Linked DNA regions of Homo sapiens: region 1 is linked to region 2. A link is a loop called in an ENCODE intact Hi-C map of the cell type or tissue named here. Cell type or tissue: HepG2. All regions are shown on one strand. Region 1 overlaps SND1 (staphylococcal nuclease and tudor domain containing 1). Region 2 overlaps SND1 (staphylococcal nuclease and tudor domain containing 1).

Evidence for each region. Hi-C counts contacts between places; a loop is a spot of excess contacts. Peaks named below come from ENCODE experiments on the same cell type or tissue, not always from the same donor. Only the 100,000 strongest peaks of a DNase experiment are listed, where the experiment ranks them.
Region 1: a loop joins it to region 2, with 1.9 times the contacts of the local background. A loop is called at or near these places in 2 of 110 quality-filtered maps.

Annotation. Positions count from the first base shown.
Region 1 is chr7:127,903,340-127,911,339 of GRCh38, reverse strand. SND1 (staphylococcal nuclease and tudor domain containing 1) reads right to left here. Exons shown (of 24, transcript NM_014390.4): 14 at 6,521-6,593. Among named protein-coding and RNA genes, the nearest start is that of SND1-IT1, 90 kb to the left of the region's middle. In HepG2, no CTCF peak of the experiment used is centred here; DNase peaks (open chromatin) are centred at 3,399 and 5,249.
Region 2 is chr7:128,006,626-128,014,625 of GRCh38, reverse strand. All of the region lies in intron 16 of SND1 (staphylococcal nuclease and tudor domain containing 1), which reads right to left. Among named protein-coding and RNA genes, the nearest start is that of SND1-IT1, 13 kb to the right of the region's middle. In HepG2, a CTCF peak has its summit at 4,029; no DNase peak of the experiment used is centred here.

The sequences.
Region 1 (8,000 bases), 100 kb after region 2:
GAGAAAGAGTTTGAAGTTTTTTCCAAAGTCTGGGAGAAACTTACGAGGTGGCTGCCACTTTGGCATCAGAGGTTGTGTGCCACAGAGGTGATGGCATGTTTCTGTGCAGTGAGGATCCAAGCCAGTCACCTGTACATTGTAGTCCAACTAGAGTTCAATAAACTTTGCTTGAAGAAAGAAGAAGAAAGAAATAGAGCAATAGCTTTTCCTAAATTAGTGACAACTTGAGCTACGAAACACAACAGGGAGGCAAGGAAGCCACCAGGATAACCCAACACTCCCACCAACCATGGCTTCCAGGCAAGGGGCCAACCATATTTAGAGAGGACACACTGCCTGCTCTGGAGAGCAAGTTCTGCAGACAGTGAGCTGGCTCTTCCAGAGTTCCTTTGGGATTTTCTCGGATACCAAATGCAGAGCCCAGCAGTGGAGCCAGCAGCTACTGTGTGAATGAAGCTCCAGTGCTAGGCAACCCCTCCAGGTCACAGAAACCCACCCGGCAGAACCATAGGCCTTGATGTTGTGCCATCTGTACAATAACTTAGACTGCAGTTGGCAAGAGAGACGTGAGAACATGATGTAGGGCCATGATTTTAGCCAAGTGGGGTAAAAAAGGGAAGGGCTATTTAAAACAACAAAAAACAAATACACTCAGAGAGCATTTGTGCCATCAAATACCAGAGACTAGAAAAAACAGAAAGCTGAAAGGAACATTAGAATCATATGAGGGTAAGAAAAATAAATCTAAACTAGGTGGGCCAGAAAACATATAAGAAAAACTGCAATTTAACACAGACCTAACTCATAAAGCCCCTGGGTGATTTTGCTCCTTTTACCTTCTTCAGACTTACCAGGCAAACCACTTTTTTCTTTTTTTAATTCTCTCTTTTTTTTTGAGATGGAGTCTCACTCTGTCACCCAGGCTGGAATGCAGTGATGCTATCTTAGCTCACTGCAACCTCTGCCTCCCAGGTTCAAGCAATTCTCCCTGCCTCAGCCTCCCAAGTAGCTGGGATTACAGGTGCCCGCGACCACGCCTGGCTAATTTTTTTGGTATTTTTTAGTAGAGATGGGGTTTTGCCATGTTGGCCAGGCTGGTCTTGAACTCCTGACCTCAGGAGATCCGCCCACCTCAGCCTCCCAAAGTGCTGGGATTACAGGCGTGAGCCACCGTGCCTGGGCTTTTTAAAACTCTCTTTAGCCAAAAAGAGTAATAATTTTTTTCTTATGCTTCCATCAAGGCCTAAATATTAATAAAGAGCTAAGGAAAGGTAACACCTACAGAAACCTCAAAGAAAGGATGACAGTGCTATTAAAGTTTAAGAGGGCAATGAAAACCAGAAACTGAAGGCAGAGGTCAGGAGCAGATGCTGGAGAAAATCCAACCCTGTCTACCAATCTATTTCTTATCTATTGATTTAATCTTATCTAACTGTTTTAAAGGAACACTTCAATCCTTCACATTAGCAAGTCAGAATCCTACTGGTCAACTCTGTAAGACTTCGTTTCATGAATAACAGGGCCCCAAATGTCTGACCTTCTTCCCCTGTGCCCTGCACCTTCCCCAAAGCTAGTCACTGGATCATTCCAAACCATGGCTTAATTTTTAGGCTAGGGTGGTGGCTCATGCCTATAATAGCAATACTTTGGGAGGCCAAAGTGGGAGGATCACTTGAGGCCAGGGGTTTCAGATTGGCCTGGACAACATAGCAAGATCCTGTGGGTGTGATGGTGTGCACCTGTAGACCCAGTTACTCAGGAGGCTGAGTCAGGAGGATCACTTGAGCCCAGGAGTGAAAGGCCACAGTGAGCTATGACTGTGCCACTGTACTTTCAGTCCAGCCTTGGTGATAAAGTGAGACTCCGTATCCTTAAAAAAAAAAAAAAAATCAGAAATACTACGTATTTCTAACAAAATCAGTCACGGAGAAAGGTGGTTATAAAAAAGTGCTATGTGACATGAGCATGAAACCAAGCCATGATGTGATTAAACGTCCAAAGGAGCACAGCAGCAGTTAACAGATTAAAAAGACCCATGGATTAAGAGAGTAAATACTGTAATAGTGAAATTAACAGAGGAGCTGTCAGGACTACATAATATGAAATGGCAGAATATATTCAAAAGAAGACAATCCCTATTCTGGGACTTTCAGAAATAAGACTGAAGAGGATGCTATCTTCTTGTACCATCAAACAAACATCGTAACTCCTCATGCACAGAGGACAGACACAAAAGGAAAAGGACAGAGAAGAAAACTCAGATATACACTATGACTCATTGAGTCCTACTCCCATATAAGAGGAAGATGGAGAAGTGGAGGTAAAGGTAAATGGTAAAATCAGCACTCGCAGGGCTGGCTGCAACTTGAGGAGTGGGGAGCTCTCTCTAATCTCAGAACCATAATTGATTTGTCTGATCTACCAGAACAACAGTAAGCCATGTACCAGCCCCATTTTATTGCCTGTTTTACACTCTGTATCTGCAGGAGATTGTATTTATTACGGAGCAGGCTACAGCAAAAACAATAATAAACCTAAGATAAAGAACAGCTGAGAAACCTGAGATAAAGAACACTGACACACATACTCCAATTTTTTCTATGCTGGTGAGGGAGGGAGCTCAGACAGGATCAATGAAAAACAAAACCAACTAATAATGAAAACATGTATGTATGAAGTCAGTCACCACAGAACCATCCTTCAAATCAAGTAAGACCTAGTACCAAGTCGGTCAAATTCTCAGCTGGTTCTACACACTCTGGAACACCCTGGCTTGAAAGGAAACTAGACTATGATAGAAATGGCAGCAGTGGCTGGTACTTCTAATAGCCCAGTTCCTACTCTGTGAAAAATTGGAAATAACAAAAAACCAGTAACTTCTTCAGGATCTAAGGTACCAGCTTGGGAGTATGTAATTTTCTTCCTTTAGTGGTTACCCTAAAAATAGGTGTAAGAGACGCAGATGGGTCAACACGCACGCACACACACACACACACACACACACACACACACACACACACATTTATTATTATTTTTTTTTTGGTAGAGATGGGGTCTCACTACACTGACTACAAGACCAAGTTGGTCTTGCATTCCTGACCTTAAGCAATCCTCCCACCTCGGCCTCCCAAAGTGCTGGGATTATAGGTGTGAGCCACCACGCCCGGTCTAGAGGGCCAAATTTTTTATCAAAGCCCTAGACAAACTGGGGGTTCATTCAGTTGGTGTTATATGCAGATGTTCTGTCCATCTTATGGACAACTCAAAACTCAGTTGACCTTGACATCAAAACCCATCTGTAATAACAAACAAAAAGGCCGGCTTATTTGGCCACTACAGAGGCTGGTATCTTACGTTCTAAGCCATAAACCTCACACTCCTGTGCTTAGATGAGTCACTTCCAACCATAAGCAATCAGCCAAGCAGGTCTTGTATTTGCTAGGTCTTCATACAAAAGCATTTTAACGCACTCTGACCTTTACTCTGTGAAATCATTTTTTAAACAGCAAGAGAAGAGATCATGGAAAAGGAGTAGAAACTCAACCCCTAAAATGGAGGCAGTTAACACTAGAACAAAATTACAGGTTATTTGCTCCACCATTATGATATAATCTCTTCCATACAACACATTTCTTAAGAGTGTTTAGGAGACAGAATGTGCACTTAAGCATGTCTTTTTCCTCACCAACAATGTGTACTGGGATGGAGAGGAGGGTGGTGAGAGATATTATGCACAAACACCAGTTCATTGTAAATTATTTTGGCAGATATTGCCTACACTGTCAGCTCAACAAAAACCTCCATTTATCATGGCCTGCAACTAAGAGGGGGATCAATCTGGGGCAGTAGGTAACACAGTTAAAGATTAAAAAACAATTAAGAAACCTCTGTGAAACCATTACGTATATGTGCATTACATTGTCTTTTTCCCTGTTTATTTTTCATCTGGCTGTAAGCCGTCTGCCCATCTGACCTCACACCTGTCCCACAGACAGCAAAATTGCCAGCATGCTTCAGGAAGCAGAAAACCCATACATCTCACTTAAATTGAACAAGGGCACCCAACATACACACAGACTTAACACTGTGATGGAAAGAAGGGAAGAAGGTGGGAAAAGACAAAACTCCTCTATTAAAGAGGGCACCAAAAAAACTGCACTCTTAGGTGAATAATTTGTGATTCAGGCAGACAAGGTCATATCTGACATCCATTTAAATCGAGCAGCTTTTTCACTTTCAGTCTCCCACTTGCTCAAGCTTTACTCTTTTATTTATGTGGTGACTGAGAGAAATTTAATTGGCATTTATGTTTAACTTAAGAGCAAACCAATCCTCCAATACTGAGACAGAAAAGATAATAAAAATTGGTATGAAACTGAGCTAGAGTTTAAGGGGGAATTGGTGGGGTAGGAACAAAAGTAAATAAATAAATGAAGACAAGTTTCACAAGACCCACTGCTAATGACAACGGAAATAAAGGAATAAAAAAAGCATCAGAAATCATCAAGGCAGGAGGCAGCATAAGATTCAGAGACAGCAATAAAGATCTTTAGGATACCACACTGAGGGGTGTGGAGAGGACAACCCTGAGACTGGTGTGCCTGAACCTCAAAACCTCCTTAGAGTTGCTTCACCTCACTGTTGGTGCCAAATCAGAACTAGAAATGAACTCAGGTGGGCCCAAGGAGAGAGCCTATCCCTAAGGTTGAAATCAGCTTCTGGAAGGCCCTGGAGTATGGGCCCCACATAAGTTTTTGGATGGGCATATTTGGCCCTTTGTGTAGACGGGTTTTCATTGCATTTTCCAAAGCACTTATAACTTTTTTCTCCTGCTGAGGAACCACCAAAAATTTGCCCTTTTATTACTATAACAGCTTTACCAAAAGACAAATATTAAGGAAAGCATTGTTGAGAATGCCATGCACATACATAAAAATATTAGCAATATATATGCAAAGAATAACTCAGCTGGGTAAGCTACACAGAAAACAGGCCAAGTAACATCGCACTGGATGAGTTACACCTGTTAAAAATGAACATTAGCAGATACACCATAGTTACCTGTGGCTCAAAGGCCATTAGCTACAGGTTTCTGGGCTTCTCAGGATTCTAAGCCACAAAAAGTGCATATCACTTTACTTCACCCACTTAACAGAGGCCCCAACCTGTAGACTGAAGTCCAGTTAACATGTTGTAGGTAACATTGTTTAACCTATAATCTGCAGTGACTGGTTATAGAGAAAGAAAAGCTCAACAGAGTCCCATTGTTTAAGATGAGCAGGAAACCACTACACCTAGGCAAGGGGGAGCCTGCCAGACACATTTGTAGCAAGCAATCACCAGGAGCAACAGAAAAAGCCTCCACCAGGCCTGGGCACACCACATAACAGGAAGATAATACACTCTGATTCATCTCTCCTGCAGCCTAGGCTGAGCTCTAGCACTTTTGTTTATACTAGTATTTTCTTCTCAGGGCCCAAGGCAAATTCCCTGAGTGCCTAAGCTAAGATTTACCAGCTCTTCCTCCTTCCATCTACCCTGGGCTTCATCTCCCCTGGGCATCTTCCCTATGCATGGCACAGACCTGATCCTCTCTTTAACCATTAGTGACTGTGGTGTTGAAATGGATGGTATGTGTCTTGGCAACAGAGAGTGCCTTTCCTGGCCACCTGATCAAAATCAGCACTTACACCACTCACTATCCCCTCGGCCAGTTTTACTTCTCTTCACAGTAGTTTTCGCTACCTGACATTGCAACTGCCTCCCTTTCCAACTTGAATGCAGGGACTTCAGTAGTTTTCTTCATTGTTATATTCTCAGAGCTTAGAGCAATTCCTGGCATACAGCAGGCACTCAACAAATACTTGTTGACTAAATGAATAAACTAGCTCAACTATCAAACGGATCTATGCAGCCAAAGAGACCCTAAACATTCAAAGGTAAAGTCCTTACAGTTAAAGAAACATTTGGACACAGCCTATTGGGAGCTCTAAAATATTGGTGCCATTGATTCTTCTTTATTATCTATATGTAATTATCTCAAAGGATGTTCATACATTTCTCCATTCTGTCCCACTTACAGGCAAGCAGAGGAACAAGAGGTCATGAGGAAATCATGATGAATTCATATACTTCTCCTGAAATCTATACTTGACCTTTTGCTACTAAGACTTCCCACTCACAGCAAGAACTGGACAGGGGTTTTAAAAAGAGGCAATTTTATTTTAATACAACCAAGAAGAACTACCTTCCAAACTCAAAATACAGTAATTAAAAATGAAAAAGCAACATAGAAACAGTTCAGGTAAAGAAAAAGAATGAAGTTAATTCTGCTTTTCCAGATAATAAAACAGGCTCCCTATAGATACCTAAGTAGATGCCCCGGGGTGGGGAAAAGTCACAGTCAGTGCCTGAAAAGGAGCGAGCTAGAGAAAATACATAAGCTGAAGTCCTTCAGCAAATATGCAGACACGCTCTTGAGCCTCTGAGCCACACAGCTTGATTCAGGGACTCGACTCACCCCAGATATATCTGCAACACGGTGGATAGGCACTTCCTTCTTGCTATGCAATCCTTTGCCATTCTTAATAGCTCTGTTAAGGAAGAAGAGAAAAACCGATTAAAACAAGAATCACAATGGGAAGGGGTAGGAGGGTGCAAAAATGAAGAGAGAAGCGAGGGTTGTTAAAGTGGGGATGTATGACTACACAAGTCACACTGTACACTGCTGAGTAGCCAGTCTGTGCAAGAGGATTTGGTGGAGGGGGGATTATAAAGCTGCTCTTCTCTTAAGCCCTGTTACCAGCACTTGGCTGCCAGTTTCCACTAACAGTGTGCTTAGTAATCAGAGGGCTGCCTTACTTGTTTTCAAATTAAAGGCATTGTTCCAGGCACAAAAGAAGAATCAGTTAGAGGAGCACAGGCCTAAGAAACAGAAGTAATAACATTTCTTTCCGTGTTTAATCACATGAAACATTTTAAATGCAAAATATGTGGCTAGTGTTCCAATTCTAATGGAAATAAGTTCCTCCCAGGTAAAAAGATAAGTTGCCCTGAATGGAGCAATACTGTAGAGAAAAGTCATGTAACAGTAGGAAAAAAAATTAGCAAATGCTACATAACTGACATTAAGTCTCATTTTCAATCAGTCTTAGCTATAATAAGAGGGGATTTAACAGGGAACTCTGGGACTCTGCCAACCTCAGCCATGGGTTGGTTTGCTCTAATCACCCAGTCCTCTGAGTGGTAGCTCTGGGGACAGAAGCCTACGCCTCACTAGGTACGATCACTGGTATAACAATGAAGGACCACAGAATAAAAGCTGACTGGTGAATTACTTGGTCTGTACACTGTTGGATAAGGCCTTCTTGTGTACTGCCAGCCTGCAGACATCAGCAGGTAAGAGTTCTGAGCTTAGAGATAGAGAACTAGAGATTAGGGGATGTTCCCACAAATCTTGTCTATGGAGACTCAACTTTTTAGGGTTTTTGAATTCCAGAGGAAGTGTTGAGAAAGCTGCCCAGCCCAGGGCCAAATGTCAGGGACCCTCACACTGTCAGCCACATTTCCACCTCTTCCCTTTCAGGAACTCACTCAAGGAGCAGAGGTAGAGGACACACTTCTGCAGGGGTTACTTTCAGGGTCATCACTTTCTAAAGTAAACCCTCATAAGCCAAATTGGGTGGGTTTTGCTCAGTGCTAGGTAGAATAGTCTTATTTCTTTCACACTTGGGCTTTTATCATCCACCTGAGCCCCCTTGCTTCATCCCAGGGGATGTGTCCCTCACTCAACTCATCTGAAATGCTTCTGGTTCAGAAACAACAAAAGTTTTCCTACTATCTAGTTTCTACTCCTTGATGAGGGCAAGTACTGAATTAACAAGAAAATAAAAATCATACCCTCTCTCTCACTCTTATCTGAAATGCTAACTGAAAGACAGCACTTCCAAGCTCCTTGAATCCCGTGGCTTCTTCTGAATTTGAATCAAGGGCTTCAGCTT
Region 2 (8,000 bases):
GAAGCTGCACCACCAACTGCGCAATATGGGAGTCCTGTCTCAGAACTAGCTAAGGAGGACGACACAAGTGCTCTGCCTTCCCACCCGCCTTTGGGAAAGGGAGGCCAGCAGTGGACTGTTCGGGGGACAAGTGCCACTCCAGCTCCTTCTAGTGAGGACTCTTGGAGACAGTGCTTCTCAGCGCCAGGCTCGTATTATCAGCACTGTTGCTGTTAAAAATACCAGTGTAGATCAAATCTAGATGCTATATCAAATACCTTGCAATCTCTAGGGGTGGTGACAGGACTTCCTTCAATGCTTTAAAAAACATCCAGGAGATTCAAAGGTATACCCAGGATGACAGCCTCTAGACTCAAAAGGGAGGCAAGAAGACTTACTGATCAGACAGGTTTCTGATAGACAGGACAGTACTGCCACTGACTCCAGAAGCGCTTGTTGTACATGGTTGTGCTTAAGCTGAGTGACTGTTCCTGAAGTTTCATTCAGGTTCAGGAGGAGTAACTTCCAAAAGAAGTGGCCAGGTGTTAATTGACTGACTGCCCTGGAAAAACATAGGGAAACCCTCCTACAAGCAGGTCACTCTCCTCAGAGCCCCAGGCAAGGAAGGAGAGAGGATAGACTGCTCAGAGACCTGTGAATATCAAGTGGGAGAAACCAAGGCACAGAGAGATTACCCTTTATTCCAAAGGCAAGTAGTAAGAATATCAAATAGGTTATTTCTCTCTAGCCATTACCAGCTACAGGCTGTCCCTCATCAGTCACAGGCTGCTCTACAAGCAAACTTAGGCCGAGGTCTCCCCTGATCTAGAGCCCTGCCTAAGGAGGTGAGTGGTAGGCGGGGAGCATTACTGCCAGGGCTCCGCCTCATGTGAGATCAGCAGCAGTGGCATTACAGTCTCATAGGAGCTTGAACCCTATAGTGAACTGCACATGCGAGGGATCTAGGTTGTGTGCTCCTTATGCGAATCTAATGCCTGATGATCTGAGGTGTAACAGTTTCATCCCCAAACCATTGCCTCACCCGACCAGTCCATGGAAAAATTGTCTTCCATGAAACTGATCCCTAGTGCCAAAAAGGTTGGGGACTGCTGCTCTAGATCATCTCACAGTTTAGGTTCATAATTCCAAATGACTGAGAAACTAATTTTTAAATCTGAGGATTCCGACCCTTAGTGTAAAGGCATTCCCTGCCATAGCCCTTCGGTGATTCACATATTCATTAGTTTGCTTATTTAGAACCAGTATAGTGATCCGCACCCTGCCAGGTGCTGGGGAACGATGGAGATGAAAGACTTGGTCCTTGCCCTCAAGGCACTCAGCACTTGGGCGGACACAATGACAATGTGGTCTAAGAGTGGGAAGGTGGAGGTATATAAAGGGGGAGCACTCTGGAGAGTGATCCAGAGTCAGGAGAAGCCCCTGCCTCCTCCTGTCCAGAGTCCCATGAAGAAACACAGATGAGGCCACACAGTAGGCTTGTTCTTAGGACTGGGCTGAGGAAGCAACCCCCTCATTTGGAGTCTGGATGTAGCACTGGACAGTGTGGGACCAACGCTGACTCTGACTGTGTGAGGAAAACAAAGATGAGCCAGGCCCTTCTACAGAGGTGCAGGGGGTGACTTGTGCACTGGCAGGCACTGGCGGAAAGGGCTGTCTCAGGGGTCCAGGGGCAATGGGAAGGGAGGGTGTCATGCGAACCTTTGGGCTGGCTGAGTGACCTGGGCAGTCCATAACGCTTCCTCTGCTTCGGTATTGCTTAGCAAAACATAAACTATTCATAGCTTAATGTTTAGGTGTAAATCACAAAACCCCCCAAGAAAGAAGAACTAGCAGCCTACCCCTGAATGAAAAGGTGCTCAGCTAGGGTCCTGAGCAAGGATGTGGTATGTAAATGTAGCATGGAAGCTTCCAGCCTGAGCTCCAGAGCTCCATTTAGGTTGGCTGCAGCAAGCTGCTGCTCGTCCCACTTGCTGACCAGCCAGAGCAAAATAGTGCTTGGGAGTTGGAATAGGCACTGAAGACACAAAAGAGGCCTCATACACATACGGATGCAGAGCTGAGGGCATGTGGACTCCTGGGAATGGGGGGAGGTACAAGTTTCAGTCCTCTTGCCCCAGCTTTAGGCAAATACCGCTTGGCAAACTGCTGAGCACTCTTAAGGGACTGGGGCTTTCTTGTGGCATGTGTTACAATGCAGCTGCAGCTGTCTTCCATTGCCCTGGTGTAGCCAGAGAGGTCCATAGGATGGGACATGCAGTGCTGGCAAGTGATGAGGCAGGTAAACTCCAAGGTATAATAGCTCTCAGGGCGGTTACAGTGAGTTCATCCAGTGGAAGAGACAATATTGTCTAGTTGTACGCTCCTGAAGTCAGATTCCAGATACAGGTCTAATTTGATCTTTGTGCCATCCTGTCCCCCACCTACCAAGAGTCCAGATTACTCATGAAAACTTATCCAGAAAAATCAGGCTTAGGTTAGACAAAGTCCAAAGACAAAACACATCTTTTAGGGCATGGTGATCCAAATTTAATCCCCTAAACTAACTAGTGGTTCTCAATCTTAGTTCTACATTAAAATTGCCTGGGGAGCTTCAACATTAATATATATTTATATAAAATGTATGTATATATTTAAAACCCTTTTCTGATGTGAAAAATTCAAAATACTGAAAATAGGATACTAATGAACTTCCATATAACCACCATCCAGATCCAACAACTACCAAAGTTGTCATATTTGCTTCATCTCTATCCCCCTTTTCTTTGTGGAAGCATTTTAAAGTATATCCCAGACATGATGCCATTTTCAACCTTAAACACTTCATTTAATATGTATCTCTAAAAAATATGTTCATTTTCTTACATAACCACAATGCCATTATTATGCCTACCAAAATTATCAAAGTTATTCCTTGGTATCAACTAATAAATCTGGGGAAGTTAAAAAGCTGGTGCTTGATGAAGCCAGAATCTTTGGAGGGAGGCCCAGGCATTAGTAGCTTTCCTAAGCCTCCATACTCCATGATTCCAATGTGCAGCTGGGGTAAGAACCACTACCCTGATCCTGCTCTGGGATCTGAAGCAAGCTCTGCGAATGTCCTTTAGCCCCTGATCACATGTTACACAATAAAAGAGCCAAGGAAAACGTGACATGCCAGACAGGATGAAGAGAAGGAAAACAAAAGCATTAAAATGTCAGCAAGGCATAGAACTGAATCCTTTGTATACTACAAGGGCACTCTCTCCCCAGGAGTTGAGGCCCACTCACTTGAGCCACCAAATCCATCAAAGGTCTGAACACCAGGAACCAGGGTAGTTACCAGCTGCCTGGGCAGCTCACAGGGCCCTCAAGCACCTCTGCACTGGGCCAGTCTGCATCATTCCTCCACTCTATTTCTAGCTCTTCTTGCTTCTGTACACACTGTCTCTGTGGCCTAATATTCTGGCAAACTCTGAGCCTCAGCACCTGGTTTTAGAGAGGATTAATTATATAGGCCTGTGGTGTGTGTGTTTGGGGGTGGGGGGGACAGTGTGCGCCAAAACTTCTTGGGTGTTGGCACTGGGGTGTAAGTACCACAGTCTTCAATTTTACTTATTTATTTCATTAAAAAAATAACTAAACAAAACGTCCTGCAAAAAGATGAGGCTGTATCATTGTAGCTAAAAATACCTCTGCTGAGGGCGTCCGCTCACCAGCTCCTCAGTTAGAGATGCTACAGGGCCCTTTGTGAGCTGTGCAGTGTTGGCGGCTCCACAGGGGCTCTGGGGGGCTGGGGCCAATCCTTGGAGCAGTGACTAGTGACTACTGGGTAAAGGAAGGCTGGCAAACAGCCCTTGAGCCAGCATGGAGATCTGCATACTTCAGGTAACTACAAAACCCCTCTTGCTTTATGGACCCACTGCCTAAGCCAAGGAACCTCTTGCCTTCTTACGGCATCTCTGAGGATGCCAAAGTAATAGGGGACCAGTCTTGACTTCCCTGAGGTTCACATGAGTACAATAACCACCAGAGGCAGTAATGCCATGCAGTCTGGCTCATGGTGTCTCTGGTGCTGAACAACCTGTGGGTGGGGTGAGTGGTAACTAGACTCACTGGAAGCCTCTCCGTGGCCTCAGGAAAGGGCTGCTTTAAATGCAGGCTGACATCAGAAGGGGGAGGCTATGTGGAAGACAGGCTTTGCAATAAGGGCCTCTTTCTCTGGCTCTCTTTTCTTCATCCTCTTAGTACCCACAGGTCATTTAGTCCAAAACACTCATTTTTATTGGGGAAGATGAAGCCTCAGGGAGGTGAAATGATTTTGTCAAGGTCACAGAGATAGTAAATGGAAGAGTCAGGACTTAAACATGGGATTTCTGATTACAGGTGTAGTGCTTTGTTCCACTATACTGTGTCATCCTAATGAATGGATTCATTATAAGCATTCAACAAGTGTTGAAAGAGCTATGGGAAAAGGGATTTTCAGTTCAGGTGCCAAAAGGACCAAAGACTGTCAGGAGCGTGCTGCCTGGATGATCTGGGAATTCTGAATCTTGGCAAGTTCTGGGAAACTCAAGGGTCAGACTCAGCAACTTAATCAGATGTTCAGTGGGAACAGTGACGACTCCGCAGTCTGTGATCTTTAGCCAGAGATCCAAAGCCATTCCCTTCTTTTCTCTCTGGGAGTGGGAAACACTTGGTATTAGATTGACTAGGGGCTCTCAGGAGAAAAGGAGGCAAGGATAAGGACAAGGTTGTCTGACTTGATCCGGCATTGACTCCTTTCTCATTTCTTGGCATCGTGTGTGACCCTTATGAAAAAATGTGGAAGTTTGTGTCAAGAGCATGAGAGATAAGGGTCAAAAAAAAAAAAAAAGTTATTGAGAAAACACACTCACTGGCATGGGGGAAGGTGCAGACTTTTTCAGAAGAACACAATGCAAACCTAACATTGCCAGAATGCACAATGTGCAGGGGACTTGTCTAGAGTCCTATGCTGTCTAATAAGGTGGCCACTAGCCCCATGTGGCTATTTACCTTGAAATTATTTAAATTTTATAAAGATTCTATTAATCAGTTGTATAAACCATATTTCAAGTGCTCAATATCCATTACGTGGCTACTGTACTGGACAGCAGAGACAAAGGACATTTCCACCAACATAGAAAGTTCTGTTGGACAGCACTGGTAGAATCTGGTTGTCTTTTTCCATCTCTTGCTGCCTGCAATGAGTAGTTTCCGAAACCCCTTTGAGGATAATTGAACTTGGAAAAGCTAGAGGGTCCCATAATTCACTCTCCAACAAACCTACTAAACCTGGGCTCCAAAGAAGCTAACAGCAGCTGGGAGTATGAATCCGCCAGTGCACCAGGCTCACCAGGCCCTAACCCTTCTTTCCCCAGTACCTTGTCTGCATGTTCACAGCCACTCTGACCTTTGCATATTTTATTCAGTTTCTATTTTATGCTGTTTTAATTGATGTTTAATATAGCTTAACTTGTGTGGTGTTCCAAGCCCCTCACCAGGGGGCCGCTCATAGGCAGAAGCACAATTAATAGCAATCCTGAGAAAATTATGCCCTGTATCAAAGCTGTCATTGCACCATAAAAATGCTTATTATTACTATTGAATTCTACAGTCCTGACACCTCCCCATATTTACTAGGTAGCAGATAAACCTCTGTGTTTGTGCCTTCTCTACTCTACCACACCATCAGGACTAAATATAGCCCTCATGTCTATGTTTAGCTCCATTTAGCTGTGCTTTGGAAAAGGGGAAAAAAATCAGAGTTAATAAAATTAAATTGCTGGAAAATATGATTTGTTCCTCCCCCACTTGGACAACCCCTTAAAAGACGAACAGACATCACTGCTAACAAGAAGGGTAACCTGCCTCTGCTACAGGGTGGGAGAAACCCCCAGACCCTGACAGCATGGCATGAGTCCTGCATCAGCCTCATGGGAGAGTAGAGGGAGTGGGTCCAGGGGCATGGGATACCAGAGGAAAGGGATGGCACTCATGGGCCCACCCTGTGCCCTGCCTCAACTTGACCAGAACAGAGTGCTTGAGCTGGAGTCCCACCTAGGGAGTTCGAGGGCAATCGTGGATGGGCATTTTGACCTCCCCACAACTCTCTCAATTCAAAAATCAAAACAATGCAACCCCCCTCCAAAAAAAAAAAAAAAGGAAAGAAAAAGCCCCCAACCTGTAAGAGTTTAGCACTCCTTGGTTTCCTCCGGGCTTATCTGAAGCTTGGATTTGGCACGAATAGACAGCAGCTTTTCTACAACTACATATCAGGGAAAGCGATGGAAAATTCCAGGTCTGTCAGACACCTGTACTCCTCCTCTAGCACACGTTCTCAATCTGTGTGCAGTTATCTTTGCAACCCTGTCTAGGAGGAGTTTCCTTACAGAAGGCCAAAGCCCTGGATGACTTCTCTAACTTAGGCTCCCATCCTTTTCTCACTAAAATAATACAATTTAAAGAGAATGCACCCGCTTACCTCTTCTGTCTGCCTCCATCACATCACCTACTCCCTTTTATATGCCACTGTCATATTCTCAAATTATTACTTGTACTTCAGGTGGATGATGAGGCTGTTGTCTGGGAGGCACTGTGGGGATAAAGGTAAGAGCAATACAGTAGGAATGTGGAGACTGGCTCTACCATGAAATTTACCATGTGAAAGTGCACATCAAGTGATGAACTTCTTCATGCCTCAGTTTTCTCATTTACTGTGAAATGTTTGGATTGGACTATATAACCTCTAGATCCCTTCTATCTATGAAAGGCTATAATTCAGTATTATGAAGGCTGTATGCTCAAGTCCTTGGAAACTGAATGGGTCATACTCACTTCTATTTATAATTTGGTTTTTATCTTTGCACTCAATGCTCTTTGGAGAAATGTAGATTTCCATTCCTAAATTTTTCTAACCAACAAAGGAAAAGCTCTATTTTAGTTTGTTTGACAAAGAAACGTCTATAACTAGATTGAGTTTCCCATATAATATTTGCTTTGCCTTCTTCCATCTTTGCCTAAAAAAGGAGTTTCTAAAAAACCAGAAATGCTTTCTGTACTCAGGCATAGCAGGAATGAGGCTGCCTTGGCTGAAGGAAGAAGATGGTGCATATCTGGAGCCCCAGTGGAGCAGGACTATTTGCCATCTGCTGCACTAGTTGCCTCGTCTCCATATCAGGCCTGGTCTGTAGTTTGCTGCAAATACTAGGAGCCGAGCCACTTCCCACCCATGGCAAGCCTTGAACCCTTTGTATTCTGGCTGCCAAGATGATCTGAAAGCAGGGAGCCACTTTTCAGCTTAGGGAAAAACATGTGCATTAAATGGAAGTAGATTCTTCTTTTCCCTCCCTCTTGCCACTCCCAGCCATTTTTAAAGCTTTATACTAAAAAGGAGGAAGATCCGTCTGACAAAGCTGAGGAAGATGATGGAATTGCCAGGCCAGAATGGTTTATTAATGATCCATGGGAAAAAAAACAATTGTCCTGCTGGCAGCTTCACATGTAATTAACCAGCTTCACAGAGAGCTGGCTGCCTTCTCCAGGCCTGGCATCCGCATACTGCAGAGCTACCTGACACAGCAACACTGGGTTTCTAACAAAATCTCGCTACTGGGAGAGGGGCATCTAAAATAGTGACCTCAACCCACTCGGCGCTCAGGAAACAAGACTGAGATGGCAGTGCTCCTCCGGAGAAGGCTGGCTGTGTGCTCGGGCTGACACAAAGACTGCGACCTCCATGCTGGCAACAACCAGCCCTGGGAACTGCCACTCCCACTGCTCACCATTAACTGCCCACTCAGGTAAGTGGCTGAGCAGGGTTCTCTTCCAGGTAGCCCTCCAAATGCAGCCTCTCTGCCAAAAGTCTACATAGGCAGGAGTTTCTGGGAATTGGCTCACTTTATGCCACAGCAGCAAACTTCAGCACTGATGGGAGTTGAGAGGGCCTGGTGACCACACTGGGTGTGGGGGACAACAGTTGCTTCTGTGTAAGAACCAACAAC